Regions from separate parts of the Homo sapiens genome. Here region 2 is linked to region 1. The links are chromatin loops, found by intact Hi-C in ENCODE. Cell type or tissue: endothelial cell of umbilical vein. All regions are shown on one strand.

Region 1 (8,000 bases):
AGCTCCATGTTCAGGGATATCATGTTGGTGGCTTAAAATTGGCCATGCTGGGAATTTACACCGTGGAAGGTGTGATGGTCAATAACTGAGTGTCAACTTGATTGAATTAAAGGATGCAAAGTATTGTTCCTGGGTGTGTCTGTGATCACGAAGCTGGCGATAACTATCTTGATCTCACAGCATTGTGCATATAATACCCATGTGAAGGTGTTGCCAAAGGAGATTAACATTGGAGAGTCAGTGGACTGGGAGAGGCAGACCTACCCTCAATCTGGGTGGGCACCATCTAAACAGCTGCCAGCACGGCTAGAGAAAGCAGACAGGAGAAGATGGAACAGCAGACTTGCCGAGTCTTCCAGCCTTCATCTTTCTACCCTGCTGGATGCTTCCTGCCCTCGAACATCAGACTCCAAATTCTTCAGCTTTTGGACTCTTGGACTTACACCAGTGGTTTGCCAGGAGCTCCTGGGGCTTTTGACCACAGACTGAAGGCTGCACTGTGGGCTTCCCTACTTTTGAGGTTTTGGGACTCAGACTGATCCACCACTGGCTTCCCTGCTCCTCAACTTGCAGACGGCCTATGGTAGGACTTTACCTTGTGATCGTGTGAGTCAACAGTCCTTAATAAACTCCCTTTCATATATACATATATGCCATTAGTTCTGTCCCTCTAGAGAACCCTGACTAATACAGAAGGCAAATGCTACACATGAGGGCATCCCTCACTTCTCTGGAGAGTCAGTTGTTAAACACTTACCAGGGCCATGGCCCAGAGTCACTACTACTTCCCAGGGAAGGAGCAAGGAGCAATGCGAACTGCCCTTCAGAAGGGTGGAAAATGGATGGCAGAGGAGTTGGGTAAATGCACCAAGAGAGTCAACAAGGTTAAAGAAGGCCAGAATTTGTATACATGTGCCATGTTGGTGTGCTGCACCCATTAACTCGTCATTTAGCATTAGGTATATCTCCTAATGCTATCCCTCCCCCCTCCCCCCACCCCACAAACCTGCACATGTACCCTAAAACTTAAAATATAATAATAATAAAATTTAAAAAAAAAGAAGGCCAGAATTTGGAGTCCATTTTTGTTTATTTTTTTGAGACAGAGTCTCACTCTGTTGCCCAGGCTGGAGTGCAGTGACAGGATATTGGCTCACTGCAACGCCCACCTCCTGGGTTCAAGCGATTCTCCTGCCTCAGCCTCTCAAGTAGCCGGGATTACAGGTGTGCACCACCACGCCTGGTTAATTTTTATACTTTTAGTAGAGACGGGGTTTCATCATTTTGTCCAGGCTGGTCTTGAACTCCTGATCTCAGGTGATCCTCCCACCTCGTCCTCCCAAAGTGCTAGGATTATAGGCATGAGCCATCGCGCCCTGCTAGAATTTGGAGTTTAGACAGAAGATCTTTCTTTATCCCTCACCATTTTTGAGGTTCAGTGTATATTTGAGATCTGATTCCGATAATTAAACCATGTGTGGTATTGAGAAAAGTATATTCATGGATATCTTTTTACCCAGTAACTCCACTGCCAAAACACCTACCCCCAATAAAAGTATAAAGAATCCGTGCAAGGATTTAGGTCATCAGGTGGCTTCACACAATGTGATTGTCATAGAGTACAGCCTGGAACCATCTCACATCCTGCAACAAGGTTCTAGTTACCTCTGTTACGGTGAACCCATGCAACCAGGTACTGTCAGTCTTTAAATATTCTTCTAAAACTTGATTTCTGATAGTGTGGGAGAGGAGTCATGACAAGTAAGAAAAGTTACAAGGCAGAATGATTTTAATAAGAGTTGTATAAAATGTAAAAATCCATAAAGGTTATAGAGTAGTTAACTTTGAGTGGTGGGGTTAATGGTAATTTTTTTTTCCTTTGGTGCTTTTCTATATTTTCAAATTTCCCCATGGTGAGAATGGATTACTTTTTGAAATAAGAAAAAAAAATGAAATACTGCTTTTGGTTTGTTTGTTTTGTTTTGTTTTTGAGATGGAGTCTCTGTCGCCCAGTCTAGAATGCAGTGGCTCCATCTCGGCTCACTGTGACTTCAGCCTCCTGGGTTCAAGTGGTTCTCTTGCCTCAGCCTCCCAAGTAGCTAGGATTACAGGCACGCACCATCACACTCAGCTAATTTTGTATTTTTAAGTAATTTCTCCAACTAGATAATGTAGCAACTTAAAACCTAAAATGTGGTTTCTCTATATAAAAGGAGTTTGAGGCCGGGCGTGGTGGCTCACGCCTGTAATCCCAGCACTTTGGGAGGCCGAGGCGGGTGGATCATGAGGTCAGGAGATCGAGACCATCCTGGCTAACACAGTGAAACCCCGTCTCTACTAGAAATACAAAAAATTAGCCGGGAGCGGTGGCGGGCTCCTGTAGTCCCAGCTACTTGAGAGGCTGAGGCAGGAGAATGGCGTGAACCCAGGAGGCGGAGCTTGCAGTGAGCCGAGATCGCGCCACTGCACTCCAGCCTGGGCGACAGAGCCAGACGCTGTCTCAAAAAAAAAAAAAAAAGAGTTTGAGGCCGGGCGCGGTGGCTCACACCTGTAATCCCAGCACTTTGGGAGGCCGAGGCAGGCGGATCATGAGGTCAGGAACTCAAGACCGGCCTGACCAACATGGTGAAACCCTGTTACTACTAAAAATACAAATATTAGCCAGGTGTGGTGCCTGTAATCTCAGCTACTCAGGAGGCTAAAGCAGGAGAATCGCTTGAACCCGGGAGGTGGAAGTTGCAGTGAGCTGAGTTTGCACCACTGCACTCCAGCCTGGGCAACAGGGCGAGACTTGGTCTCAAAAAAAAAAAAAAAAAAAAGGTAGTTTGAATTAATGAGATTTAACAAACATTATGCCTAATAGGTAATATAACAAGGGCAATGAAATCACCAATTGTATCTGAAAAAACAACCATAGCTATTTCTTTCTCCTTCCTGTATCTTCCTCCCGCTTCTTTTACTGATAATATTTACGGATCATTTTCCACGTATAAGCCTTGGAGCCAAGTAAATTAAATAAATTAACTCGTTTATTTTTCAGAACAAAACTATGAAATAGATACTACTTGTATCTCCACGCAGAAACATACAGAAACAGAAGCTTAGCGTCAATAAATGGCTTGCCCAAATTCTCATTGCCAGTAAATGCAAAACTCTAACCCTAGTTAATAAAAGCACACATTTTGTATTAGTAAATAATCAAATTAAGCCTTGTTACTCACATGGTTGCCCCTTTAAGGAGTTGGTAGCCTCAATGCTCAGAAAGTTAAGCTCAAATATGTACTTTTAGTTCCATGGATTCCTTGTGTTGTGGTCACAGTCGAAGACTAAACAATTGCAACACGATGACCCACACTGCAGATATTTATCCAAAAACACAAAGGAACTTTTCACCTATCAGCTATCAACACGACTTTAGAGACAGTCAACAGGATTTTCAGTTGGTCAGGCAAGAACTAATCATTGAGGATCTCGTGTGTACATGACACTGTTACTAAATTCTGGGGCTACAGCAGCAAAATAAGGTGAATATGATCCCTGCCCTTATGCAGTCTGTAGCCTTGTAAGAAAGTCTAAGGAATTCAATAAGCAAGATAAACGCTGTGATGGAGAATTACAGGCTTCGTTGTGAAGCTGTCACCCTCTTGACATAATAATGGTTATACTCATAGCTACATTCAGTCCCGGTTTAACTTGATCATCTTTTATAAAACTGACTATGCTTGGCAAATTTTTTTGTCCACAGGGTAGATTCATTGCATGCACTCTTCTGGGACTTGATAAACCAATTTCTAAATGTTCACAGACTTACAAAGTAGAATAGACCAGGACTCCTGCAAAACACCTCTTAGTAATACGGAAAGAGTTTGAGACTTAGTAAAAGAATGACAATTACACGGGTGGCTAAAGGAGTGGCCGCTTCCAATATTCCTCTTGAAAGAAACATTATCACCCCCCACTGCTCGGCCCCCGCTCCTTTAATAAAAGACTACGCTTTCCATCCTGGTACCAGAATTCCAAGAAATCCCTCACACACACCCCAAGGAACCCCAGGATTGCCATTTCTCCTTGCAGGGAGAATCTTTCAGTTTGACATCTGGCTGGCTTTATTGACGGATTTCTCATGCACTTCCCTTTGCTGCAATATGCACACTATCCAGCAGAGGGCAGGATTATACAACACATTCTCCCCGTTAGACCTAAACGAGAGGATGGCACAGACCCACCAGCGTCAGAGGAGGTTAAAAAGCACAGGACACATTTTTGCCTGTGCGCTAAGAGATGACAGCATGAGAAATATTAAATACTTGGAGCTGGGACTCAATATGCCCGAGACCTGGAGTCAGTCTGGTAGTCACTTCAACTGTGGATTGCAATTTTCCCAAATGGATGGTGAAAGTTTTCTATTAGGTTGCAAAAGTAAGTGCAGTTTTCGCCATTAAAAGTAACGGCCCTCAAATCTGATTTCTCCTCTAAATTTCTATAATTCTACATTTTGGCGTATTTGATAAATAACCCTCAAATTTAATAAATGACCCTCAAATCTTATTTAATAAATGACCCTCAAATCTTATTTCTCCTCTAAATTTCTATAGTTCTACATTTTGGCTTATTCTGAAGTAACTCTCCTGAAGTTGTACTCTTTCTAGAATACAAATTGGACCACGTGTCTCCCTGGTTTAAAATCTGGGAGTAGGAATTTAGAATGTGAGATCATTCACACCTAAGGGATCCAAATCTCTCCTTCAAGTCAAGAGCAAAATCTTCCTCCCCAGTTTGGGAGTCAGAGGTTGTGTTGGTTATAGGAGTAATAATAATAATAATAGGACAATATTCGTTGATGTACCAGGCAAGTGCGAAGTGCTTTACGTGAATTAATGCATGAATTCCTCTCACTCACCCAATGAAGTCAATATTCTTACTATCCCTATTTTTAGATGAGGACAAAGAGATCCCTATTGTTAGATGAGGACAAAGACAAGAGATGAAGTGCATTGCCCAAGAGCATGCTGATAGGAAATGGTGCCACTGGGTCTAAACTCCAGAGAATGGGCTCACAGCTGCTCTTATATTGCCTTCAATGACTTTGGAGGTGGGAGAGGAGCTGACCAAAGACAACTACAGGACTTTGAACTAAGACATGTTAATTCATTCACTCATTCACATACTCTCTCAAAGACATACCAAGTGCCTACTATGTCCCAGGTACTTCATTAAGCACTGGAATCCAAAAATTTGTAATGTAGCATCCTGCCTAGTCACATGGGTTTCTGCCATAAAGTTCAGAAGCCTGGGAGTAAGAATAGGGAAGGAAAATTCACTACTGACACAATGTTAAGGTTTTGCTGGGTAGGCACAGTGAAAAGTAGAGTTCAGGGTATGAAAGGTGCTAGGGAGACAGTGGTTCAGGCAACCAACCATGAGGTCCAGCTAAAAACATGAGCACCCTCCTGATCTGCAGCCTGGCCAGTGTGTTATGAATCTGCCCCACTTCCCAGCTTTTTCCCAGCCAATCGTTCTATTTTGCTAACCGGGCTAAATGCCTCAGGCGAAGGACCAGAAATACTGGATTCCATCATAGCACAGATTATGCAACCTAGGGAAACCATTCACCATCTCTGAGCTTGCTTCTCTCATCTATAAAATGAGGCACCATTCAGCTCAATGAGTAGAAAAATATTTATAGAGGAACACAGTGTGACAGGCACGGTGCTTCATGCCAAGAACATAAGAAGATATTTCCTTCCTCAAATAGTTCACATCTGAACACATTCTAGATGTTTCTAAACTATAATTACAAAACAGTGCTTCTATCTCTGATAGAAGATTCTACAGGACACCACAACTACCGTTACTAATAGCCTATGTTTTGTGATACCTAATTTGGGCCAAGCTCTCCATATAAATTATTTTTATAATCCCTCACGATAACCCAGTGGGGCCGGGTGCGGTGGCTCACGCCTGTAATCCCAGCACTTTGGGAGGCTGAGGCGGGCAGATCACCCGAGGTTAGAGTTCAAGACAAGCCTGGCCAACATGGTGAAACCCCGTCACTATAAAAATACAAAAAACGTAGCCAGGCATGGCGGTGGGCGTCTGTAATCCCAGCTACTTGGGAGGCTGAGGCAAGAGAATCCCTTGAACCCGGGAGCCGGAGGTTGCAGTGAGCTGAGACGGTGCCATCGCACTCCAACCTGGACAACAAGAACGAAATTCTGTCTCAAAAACAAACAAACAGAAGCAAAACAAAACCCTCTGGAACAGACGTAATTTTTATGTTTTCTGACAGAAAATCTGAGGATTAAAAAATGTCAGGTACTCACTGTATTAGATTATTCTCACACTGCTAATAAAGACATACCCGAGACGGGGTAATTTATAAAGAAAGAGGCTTAATTGACTCACAGTTCAGCATGGCTGGGGAGGCCTCAGGAAGTCCACAATCATGGTGGAAGGGAATGCGAACACATCCTTCCTCACGTGGCAGCAGCAAGGAGAAGTGCAGAGTGAGAAGGTGGGAAGAACCACTTATAAAACCATCAGATCTTGTGAGAACTCACTCAATATCATGAGAACAGCATGGAGGTAAGTGCCCCTATGATTCAATTACCTCCCACTGGGTCTCTCTCACGACACGTGGGGATTATGGGAACTACAGTTCAAGATGAGATTTGGGTGGGGACACAGCCAAACCATATCATTCACCAAAAGTTGCAATGATAGTAGGAGATACCAGGCACAGTGGCTCATGCCTGTGATTCCAGCACTTTGGGAGGCCGAGGGGCAAGGATTGCCTGAACCCAGGAGTTCAAGGCCAGCCTGGGCAAGATAAAGAGACCCCATCTCTACTAAAAATACAAAAAATATTAGCAATGCACCTATAGTCCCAGCTACTTGGGAGGCTGAGGCGGGACGATCACCTGAGCCCAGGACATCAAGGCTGTGGTGAGCTGTGATTGTGCCACTGCCACTCCAGCCTGGGAGACAGGAGTGAGACCCTGTCCCAGGAAAAAAAAAAAAAAAAAAGCCTGGCACGGGGACTCACACCTGTAATCCCAATACTTTGGGAGGTGGAGGTGGGTGGATCACTTGAGGCCAGGAGTTCGAGACCACCCCTGGCCGACATGGTGAAACCCCATCTCTACTAAAAATACAAAAATTAGCTGGGCGTGGTGGCACACACCTGTAATGCCAGCTACTCAGGAGGCTGAGGCCGGAGAATCATTTAAAACTGGGAGGCGGAGGTTGCAGTGAGTCGAGATCACACCACTGCACTACAGCCTGGACGACAAAGCGAGATTTGGTCTCAAAAAAACAAACAAACAAACAAAAAAAGGTTGTAACATGTGGTAGAATCAGAACTCAAAACATAGGCGTGGTTGAGACTAGTGACTGTTCTTAATCACTGTGGAAGCCTGGAGCAGAAGACCCAGCTCTCCTAGGAGGTGAAAGGTTAAGTCTGAAATGTCATGCGATGCCTGCTTGGATTCTTGGGAATGATCTGTGCTGATCTTATAAATCTCTCTCCTAGACTTAAATTTCTCTACATACCTTTCAGTCCTTATCCAAGAAAAGTTGGCTTAATACATACAACTAGAATCGAGGCAAATTAGACTCCTTTAAATGCGTCCATAATGTCTGCTTCATGGCTCTTCAAAAAAGACATGCGATCCTGTGAAATGCTAATTTGATACATAACCAAAGGAAAGTAACATGCTCTTGTCTTGGCTAATTCGTAGCTGTTAGTTGAGCAACACCGTTTATTTCCAGGGCTAGCCTTAGATATAGCACAATTATAGAAAAGGGCTGTCAGCACTAATTGCTCCATTGCATGCCCAAAAAGTTCTACAGAATCTGAAATGCTGACAAACAGTCCAGACCCACTGGAAAACATCTGCAAATCATAATCTTTTAATTTCAATGAACATGGTGGAAAGTTTCAGCTTCAATGACTTACTAAATCCCTGAGCCATCTTAAAGTCTTGTGTTCTTTTCTTTCC
Region 2 (8,000 bases), 110 kb after region 1:
GCGGGCTGCAGGTCCCAAGCCCTGCCCCGCGGGAAGGCAGCTAAGGCCCCGGGAGGGCAGCGACAGTGGGCCGGCAGTGCTGGGGGACCCAGCACACCCTCCGCAGCCGCTGGCCCTGGTGCTAAGCTCCTCATTGCCGGGGGCCGACAGGGCCGGCCGGCCGCTCCGAGTGAGGGCCCGCCAAGCCCACGCCCACCAGGAACTCCAGCTGGCCCGCAAGCACTGCACGCAGCCCCGGTTGCCGCTCGGGCCTCTCCCTCCTCATCTCCCCGCAAGCTGAGGGAGCCGGCTCCGGCCTCGGCCAGCCCAGGAAGGGGCTCCCACAGTGTAGCAGCGGGCTGAAGGGCTCCTCAAGCGCGGCCAGAGTGGGCGCCAAGGCCAAGGAGGCCCCGAGAGTGAGCGAGGGCTGTGAGGGCTGCCAGTATGCTGTCACCTCTCAGTACTGATGGTTTCCCATATTTTCTTACTCAGAGACTTTACCTCTATTAGGGGTTCCTATATCTGGCCTTCTACATCCCCCCCCACCCCCCACACACACCCCCACGTGCACATACCCTGCCCCAGACCATTTGCAAGGTAACAGAGCTGAGCTGTAATACTCTGTTTTACCATCAGTGGCCACTGTTTGACATTATGTACAATGATGTACATAATGCACATTATTCTACAATAATGTAAGAAATTCCACAACGGAGGCTCTGAGTGAATGTCCAAGGAATCAATTTTACAAATTAAAAATTGATTTATTGTGTTTATTTGGAGATATGCCATGCACTGTGGCTCTTTCCACGTTCCACCAGGGAGTACCAGAGTTGGGAATATTTAACAATAGTGGTATATAGGACTCAGAAGAGGGTATCTCCCCACCCCCCCACAAGCAGCACAGACTGTGGTGGGTTCTCTCTGGGTTGTTGTGATAATCAGCTGCCTACCAATTATAATCTGGGGTTTGTAAACAGCCAGAAGATTCCCTTGGAGGGAGTAATTATATTCCCTTTAACACACTGTAAGACAAACACTTTCTCTTTAACATGCTGTGTGCTGACTACAAAGTGGGTTTACTTTACTAATGCCAAAGGAAAACAAACACTCAGAACCAAGGCAAGGGACCTTGGTGGTACAGAGATAGTAGGCGGTGAAAAAAAAGAGCAGGGAACATTAAAAAATGCCATGGAGTATTGTCAATCAGGGGCAGAACTGGTTTGGCCTGTCCGTATAAACATGCATGATGAGATCTTAAGAGCACAGATTTGGAGTTGGTCTTCTATCTCATTATAACTAGCATGTTCCTTTGAGCACAATAATTCATCATGTTAAGATTCATTTTCATTTTCCTCTTCCATAAAGTGGGAATAGGAATTCTTACTCATGAGATTATTTTCAGAATCAAATTAAGAAATATACCTACAGTGTCTAGAACAGTAGACACCTCCAAAACAATAACATATATTGCAGATATTATTGGTGCCAAAGCTATGTCTCCATGGAATTCATCATTCCATGTATAAAATGATAGCTTCCTGCAAAGAGCATCCACAATTCTCTGCCTGGGGATTCTCTCAGCCCAAGTACATGGGACAGGATGGAAATGTCAAGGAGTTAACAATTCCAGGAACAGTTCTTGACCAATCAAGCATAGACTTTAGTGAATAAATACCTATGTCCTCACTCCTTGGGTGAGACAACTCTGAGACTTGTTCTACACTGTCTCTCAAATGTCCCCTGCGGGTTTGAGCTCCAATTGTCCACTGCGGTAATCTGCTTATTAATACATCTCATATTGGGTAGTATCAATTTTCTGTCTCACTTTCCTACTTCCCAGCCAGAGCTTCCTGGGATTACTTCCAAAATAAACGACGGGTGTTCAAATTCTTGTTTCAGGACAGAATCCAGCCTAAACACTGTATCTCACAATGTAAACAAGACAAACAATTTGGACAATTGGATTCACAATAAAATGTTCAATTCACTAACCAAGCCCTATTCAGGCTTCTTTTAGCCCTCTTCCTTCCATCCCATGGCCATTGCCTCAGTTGGGACCATTCTCATTTATTTTGTTTCTTTTTGGGGATTTTTTTTTTTTTTTGCCTGCACTTAGTCTCTAACTGATCTCGATGCTTCCAGTAACTCTATCATCTAATCCATCACCCACTTACTGTCAAAGTTATTATCCTAAAATGCAGTTCTGGTAATGCTCTCCCCATGTTTTTGTTTTTTAAGCCTTTATGGCACCAATTGCCTCTGTGATTATGTCTTAAATTTTATAACCTGGTATGTGAGAACTTTCAAAAGCTGGTCCCAATAAACCTTTCAGCCTCATCTCCAATGATTGCTAAATACAGCCAATGTTCTGCCTACATAGAACAAACCAGAATCTCAAAAGCCCTTTTACCTGTTACCTTTCTGTGTTATTTGAATGAGCTTGCGACCTTTTCTGCCAGAAGAACCTGCCTTATCCTTCAAGGTCTAGCCCAAATGTTCCCTCCTCCATGAGAACTTCTCCAACTCTCTGGACCAGTTTTTCAACAGGCTGCCTCTGTGCATATTCTACTATGTACCAATCATGTATTAAGCCCTGGGAAAACCACGCTGGATAAAAGTAGAAATAGCTCCTGCTCACATGAAGTTCACAGTTGGATAAAGGAAACAGATATTATCAGGTAAACATATAAAAGTTGGCTACAAAGGGACATAAGTGTCTATAGTCAGGGAGGACACCAATCTGGAGGTTGGAGTGCCTCCCAACAGGAATGGACCCTTGAGGTGAGAACGAAGTAGGAGTTAACACCAGATAAAGGAGATGGAACACATACCCCAGGCCAAGGGGACAGCAGGTGCAGAACCCTGTGGAAGGAGGGAAAATGGCAATCGTCTTTTTTTTTTTTTTTTTTTTTTTTAAGGAATAGAAGACAAGGGCATTTAAAGCAGTGAGGCACAGGAAGAATGAGGGGAGAGAAGAGGCAGCACTTACATCATTCATTGTACCACATTTGTTGACTGTGTCCTTCATGCCTCATGCTCTGAAATTGACCTTTTCCAATATAAGGACCATGTCTCACTGAAATCATGTCCACCCCAGCACTTCACACAATATAGAAAAAAAAATCAATGTACCCAATTTATAGATGAGTGTGTTGAGGCTCAGGAAGGTTGAATGAGTTGCCCAAGATCTCAAGGCTGGCAATGGCATAGCAACTATAATAGAATATAGACCTACTTCCTCACCTGCATCTCTTTCCTTAAACTGCCCCTAGGAAAACCACGTCCTTCCCCATTATTTTATTTCAGAAATTCCAAGTTTTTCTATGAGCTGTTTTTCTCAAAGAGCCTGATAACAAAACAAAACGCCAGTTACTACTCTGTGTATGTGCATGCATGTTGGGGAGCGGGTACACACTGGTCTTCCGGGGATCAGAACACGAACAGGATCCTTTCTGGTACAGGATTCTTGTCTGAAGCCTCTTTAATAGCCCGAAATGGTGTGGGTGGTGAGAATTCGCCGTCGTAAGGAAGCCCCTGGTGATACCCAGCAAAGAGCATCCCGGCTGACCCTGCAGGTCTGGAGTGAAAAGACCCTGCACTGGACTCTTCAGGGCAGTGAGCGGGATCTCTAGTTCCCTGCTTCCCAAACCTCTCCGCCCTTCCACCCAAAACTGGCTGTTTGAGAAACGACCCAATTTCCCGACTATCCCGCCCAGCCTCGAAGATGGGAGGGAGAGAGGGCAACCTTGTCGCGGTAAGGCATCCTCCAGGCCCAGACATTAGTCTCGGTCCATTTCAAGGCACCCGAGCCTGTGCCGTATATAACCAAGTACTGGGCCCACAGGAAGGGGGATGACAGGGTGGTCTCTCTAGGCTCGTTTTAGTCACAGATCTTCGGCAAATTTGGGTTTAGGGCCGCGATCCCGACCCTAACTTGGGACTATTTCAGGAACTGGAGTTGAGGCTTCGTTGGGACAGGAAAGAAGGGTGGGGCGGGGGTGAAGCGCTTAGGGCACGGCTCTTGTGAGGATTACGGCGGAGGCTGTGGACCGCGGCGGCGCTCGCAGAGGCTGCAGCCATTGCACAGCCGAGCATCCCACATTCAACAGGAGGAACCCGCGGGAGAGGAGCCCCACTCCCCCAGCGCCGCAGCCACCGCAGCCACCGCAGCCCGTGCGCCCCGCGCCCTCGAGCGCCATGGCCAAGGAAGGCGTGGAGAAGGCGGAGGAGACGGAGCAAATGATCGAGAAGGAGGCAGGCAAGGAGCCGGCGGAGGGCGGCGGCGGCGACGGCTCGCACCGCCTCGGGGACGCCCAGGAGATGCGCGCGGTGGTGCTGGCTGGCTTCGGGGGGCTCAACAAGCTGCGGCTCTTCAGGAAGGCCATGCCCGAGCCTCAGGACGGCGAGCTCAAGATCCGCGTCAAAGCCTGGTCCAGTATCCGCGCCTTTCTCGCTTTCTCTCTTTTTGCGCGCTGGGCGCTGGGGAGGGGGTGGGAAAGCTGCGGCTGGGATGCTGCCCGGGTAGAACCGCCGCGCGCACCCCCTCCGCGCCCTCACCCGGGTCTCAGAGCCTCCCCGGGCCAAAGCTGGGGAGGATGCAGAGGGGCGGCCTCCCCAAGCCAGATCTAGGGGTGACGGGAGGAGAATGTGAGCTCCTGGGCGCGGGGAGAATGCTGGCGCCCAGGCACCCCGGGTCTGGAAGATTGCGCTACGGGAGTTCTCCGTCTGAGAGGACAACTCAGCTTTCGCACGGGAGGGTTGATGCTTAACAGAATTAAAAATATATGTATTAAGAACCGCAAGCCCACTGTGTGCCAGCCGCCGTTGGTAGTTTTACACGTGCGATCTTATTTAATACTTCCTGGGACCTAATGAGTCAGGTGCCATCATGATCCGTTTACAGGTAAGAAAGCCGCCGCTCAGCGAGAATGAGTGATTTGCCCAAGATCAGTCAGCTGCCACTAAGTGGCTTGGCCGGGAATTTGATACATGATCTTTTTTCACCTCTATGCTGTTGTCCTGAAGGGCCTGGGACAGGGTGCAGGGCTGGATCCCGCCTCCTGCCCACTTCCTTCCCCGTAGCCTGACGGGGAAAGGAACTAGGAAGGAAGAGGGTCGGTACCTTGCACCCAGGCTTGGTGAGGGTGGAGACCAGGGCTGCAGCGCAACCCCCTCCATGCCCCTCTCCATCCTCTGTTTCTCCGAGAGGGGAAAAAACCCTGATCAGTCTCCCCGGAATTCCTGGTCCCATCTCAGAAGGAGCTCAGCTCTCTAAGCTGCCCTCTATTCCCCATTCCCCCTGGGGGAACTTCTCCAGGCCCTCACGCTCAGCTGAAATTCCCGGGGAGAGTTTAAGCCTCTCTGTGTGCGGGCACTGTAATTTCCCTGAAGTTCTGGGAAGAGCTTACCCAGCAGAGGCGGACTGGACCCAACACTAGGTTTGCATGTTAAACTTGTAAGGGGAACTTGCTATTAATCACGGTGAGACGAGCCTATTCCTTCCCATCTGTTTTCTAGAGCCCCCCAGTACATACTGCTCTCCAAAGCAGCAGCCAGCTCACGAGCTTCTAGGTTAGATCAGAAACCCAATATCTGGACCTCTCTAGAGGCACGAGAAATACAAACGAGGGTCCCCTCCCGTTCACCACCTTGAGAACAGACGCAGGTTTCATCGGCCAGATTAGAAAGCAGCTAGTGGGAGAAGCAGCCGCTGATCCCTGCCTTGCTGCTCATATATGCAGCTGGTCAGGTTTGACTCTGAACACGACTCGTGAGTCTCTGTGGGGAATTCCGGGTAAGGGAAGAGGCTTTTGCAAACCGGGGGATCCTGTACAATAAACTCTTATTGAACCAAGTTGTTTGATCCCAGAAGGAGAGCTTATATCTGCCCTTTCGCAGCTAAATCCCCAAAGACCAGCCCACTCCCCCACCCCACACTGTTTGGCCCACTGCACATCCTAAATAAGTTATCGCTGAATGAATGGATTGAGGAAAGAGCTCGGAGGAGGATTGTTGGGTCATTATTTTTCTTTACTTGCTGGTGGAAGAGCTTTTGCTTAGTACAATTAAAACCATGCATTTAGAACTCTCCTTCCTTAACCACTTCATCAAAAAAAATTACCTGTATACACACACCTATGCATATATGTGCATATACATATATACAATTATATATACAGTTGCATATGTATGCGTATGTAATTTATGACCCTTCATCCAAATTGAGGATGGGATTCTAGGATTCTAGAGTACATATTCAGAGAGGGAAAATGATAAAACTACTTTTTAAAGGAAAGAGCATCATCTGCAGTACACATAGTTCTGTGTTTTCCAGTCTTATGTTAACTGCATAATTGCTGATAGGAACTGAAGCATTTTGAAATAATAAATGTCAAGATGAAGGCCAAGAGATTGATTTTCAAAGCCAGATGTGAAAGCCTGTTCTTCAGTGGCGCTACACACACACACACAGAAATCACTGCACTTCCCCGACCCTAGTTGTTCAGAAAGCCAACCAGGCTGCAGGTACATTTGGAATACAGTGTTGCAAACAGCCCAGATTGATTTTCCTTTCACCAAGCTGGAAGCAGAGTTAATGGTTTTACAAGGAAGGATTGTAATAGGCTTGTAAATGGCCCACTGGGCAGCTCCTTCTCCTCTGGGCTGGGATTGGCTGGCCAGACATGATCATTGATTATAAGTTTTAGCCTTGGGATACAGGATGACTCATTCTGTATTTTTATGAATCAGCCGATGGCTTCCTGGATGATGGTCTCCCTTTTATCTGCTCTCTATTTTTAATAGAAACCTTTTTGTCATAATAGGATATGCTTTTTGCTTGGAATAAAGCATAGTCCATTTGAACCAGTATTAGACAGACCTGGAATGACGTTCCAAGTTGGCTATGAATTTTATGAAAATGGAAGAGATGAGGCAGGAAGAAATATCCATTTTATATCATGGACCCTTTTTCATTAATGCGCCAGTGAGATGGGTATTTTTCCTACAGAACAGAAGAGCAAATTGAGGCTTGGAAACATTGAGTAATTTGCCAAAAACATCAAAAAATAGTAGACTTAGGATTTGAATCTAATTCTCCTTATATTTTTGCTATTTTCCTTTTATTCCATTTTTGTCTCCCTTGGTGGAAAAGCCTTAGCACATGTGATTCCCCTCTTAGCATGCAGTCTCACTTTCTTTCCTTTCTCCACCGAAGATGGTTCCTTTGCTCTTTTTGTGTCTGGCTTAAGAGAATATTCTCTAGCTATTTCCAAAGTAGTATGGCTTTCTCCAGAAAGTAGAGACATTTTGGTCAAATGCAGCTCAAAAAGAACTGTTGCTGGGGTCAGGGTTGGAATGATAGCAGAGTCTTCTGTCTAAATTGTTTTTTAAAATGTCAGTTTTGATGGCAGATGGATTTCACCAATTATTCATGGAATACTTTACGCAACAAGAGGTTTAAGTGACCAGGTGGAAAAAGCATGTGGCCCTTGAAGAGAGAGGGACTTGAATATAAGCTTAAGCCTCATCTCTTCCTATCCATATGCCCCTGGGGGATGTGTCTCAGTGTCTCCAAACTTCCCATACATTATCTGCAAAGTGGGGATAATAAAATGAACTTCATGGTATTGTTGAAAGGATCAGATGCAAGAAAGACACTGCCGCGTTGTCAGCATTCAATAAGTAGGATTCATTGTGACTGTCGTTGTTGCCATATCTAAACCAATGTGATATATGCTGCTTGGTGACCTACAACTTGGAGGCCATCATTTTAATCATGTATATAATATAGGCAATATCATGTCACATCTGCTTAGTGATTAAGAGAGCTTCCTAGACATGAGTCCCAGCTCTGATACTTGCTAACTGGATGTCTTAGGTCTGGCTCCTTGGAGGCAGAACCTGACGCAGGGATCCTTTTTCAGGTGGTTTATTGAAAGTGTGCTTTTAGAACTATGGGAGCAAGGGAAGCAGGCTAGGGAAGAGGAAGGAGTTAAGCAAAGATGTGGTCTTAGCTG

The links. Peaks named below come from ENCODE experiments on the same cell type or tissue, not always from the same donor. Only the 100,000 strongest peaks of a DNase experiment are listed, where the experiment ranks them.
Region 2: a loop joins it to region 1, with 5 times the contacts of the local background. A loop is called at or near these places in 24 of 110 quality-filtered maps.

Annotation. Positions count from the first base shown.
Region 1 is chr16:77,671,752-77,679,751 of GRCh38, forward strand. No RefSeq gene overlaps it. Among named protein-coding and RNA genes, the nearest start is that of NUDT7, 47 kb to the right of the region's middle. In endothelial cell of umbilical vein, a CTCF peak has its summit at 4,157 (motif pointing right); a DNase peak (open chromatin) is centred at 4,190.
Region 2 is chr16:77,784,504-77,792,503 of GRCh38, forward strand. VAT1L (vesicle amine transport 1 like) reads left to right here and starts at 4,061. Exons shown (of 9, transcript NM_020927.3): 1 at 4,061-4,412. The coding sequence starts at 4,180. The region is part of intron 1 of LOC107984878 (a long non-coding RNA gene); the gene reads right to left. In endothelial cell of umbilical vein, no CTCF peak of the experiment used is centred here; a DNase peak (open chromatin) is centred at 3,928; H3K4me3 peaks cover 779 bases; H3K27me3 peaks cover 2,775 bases.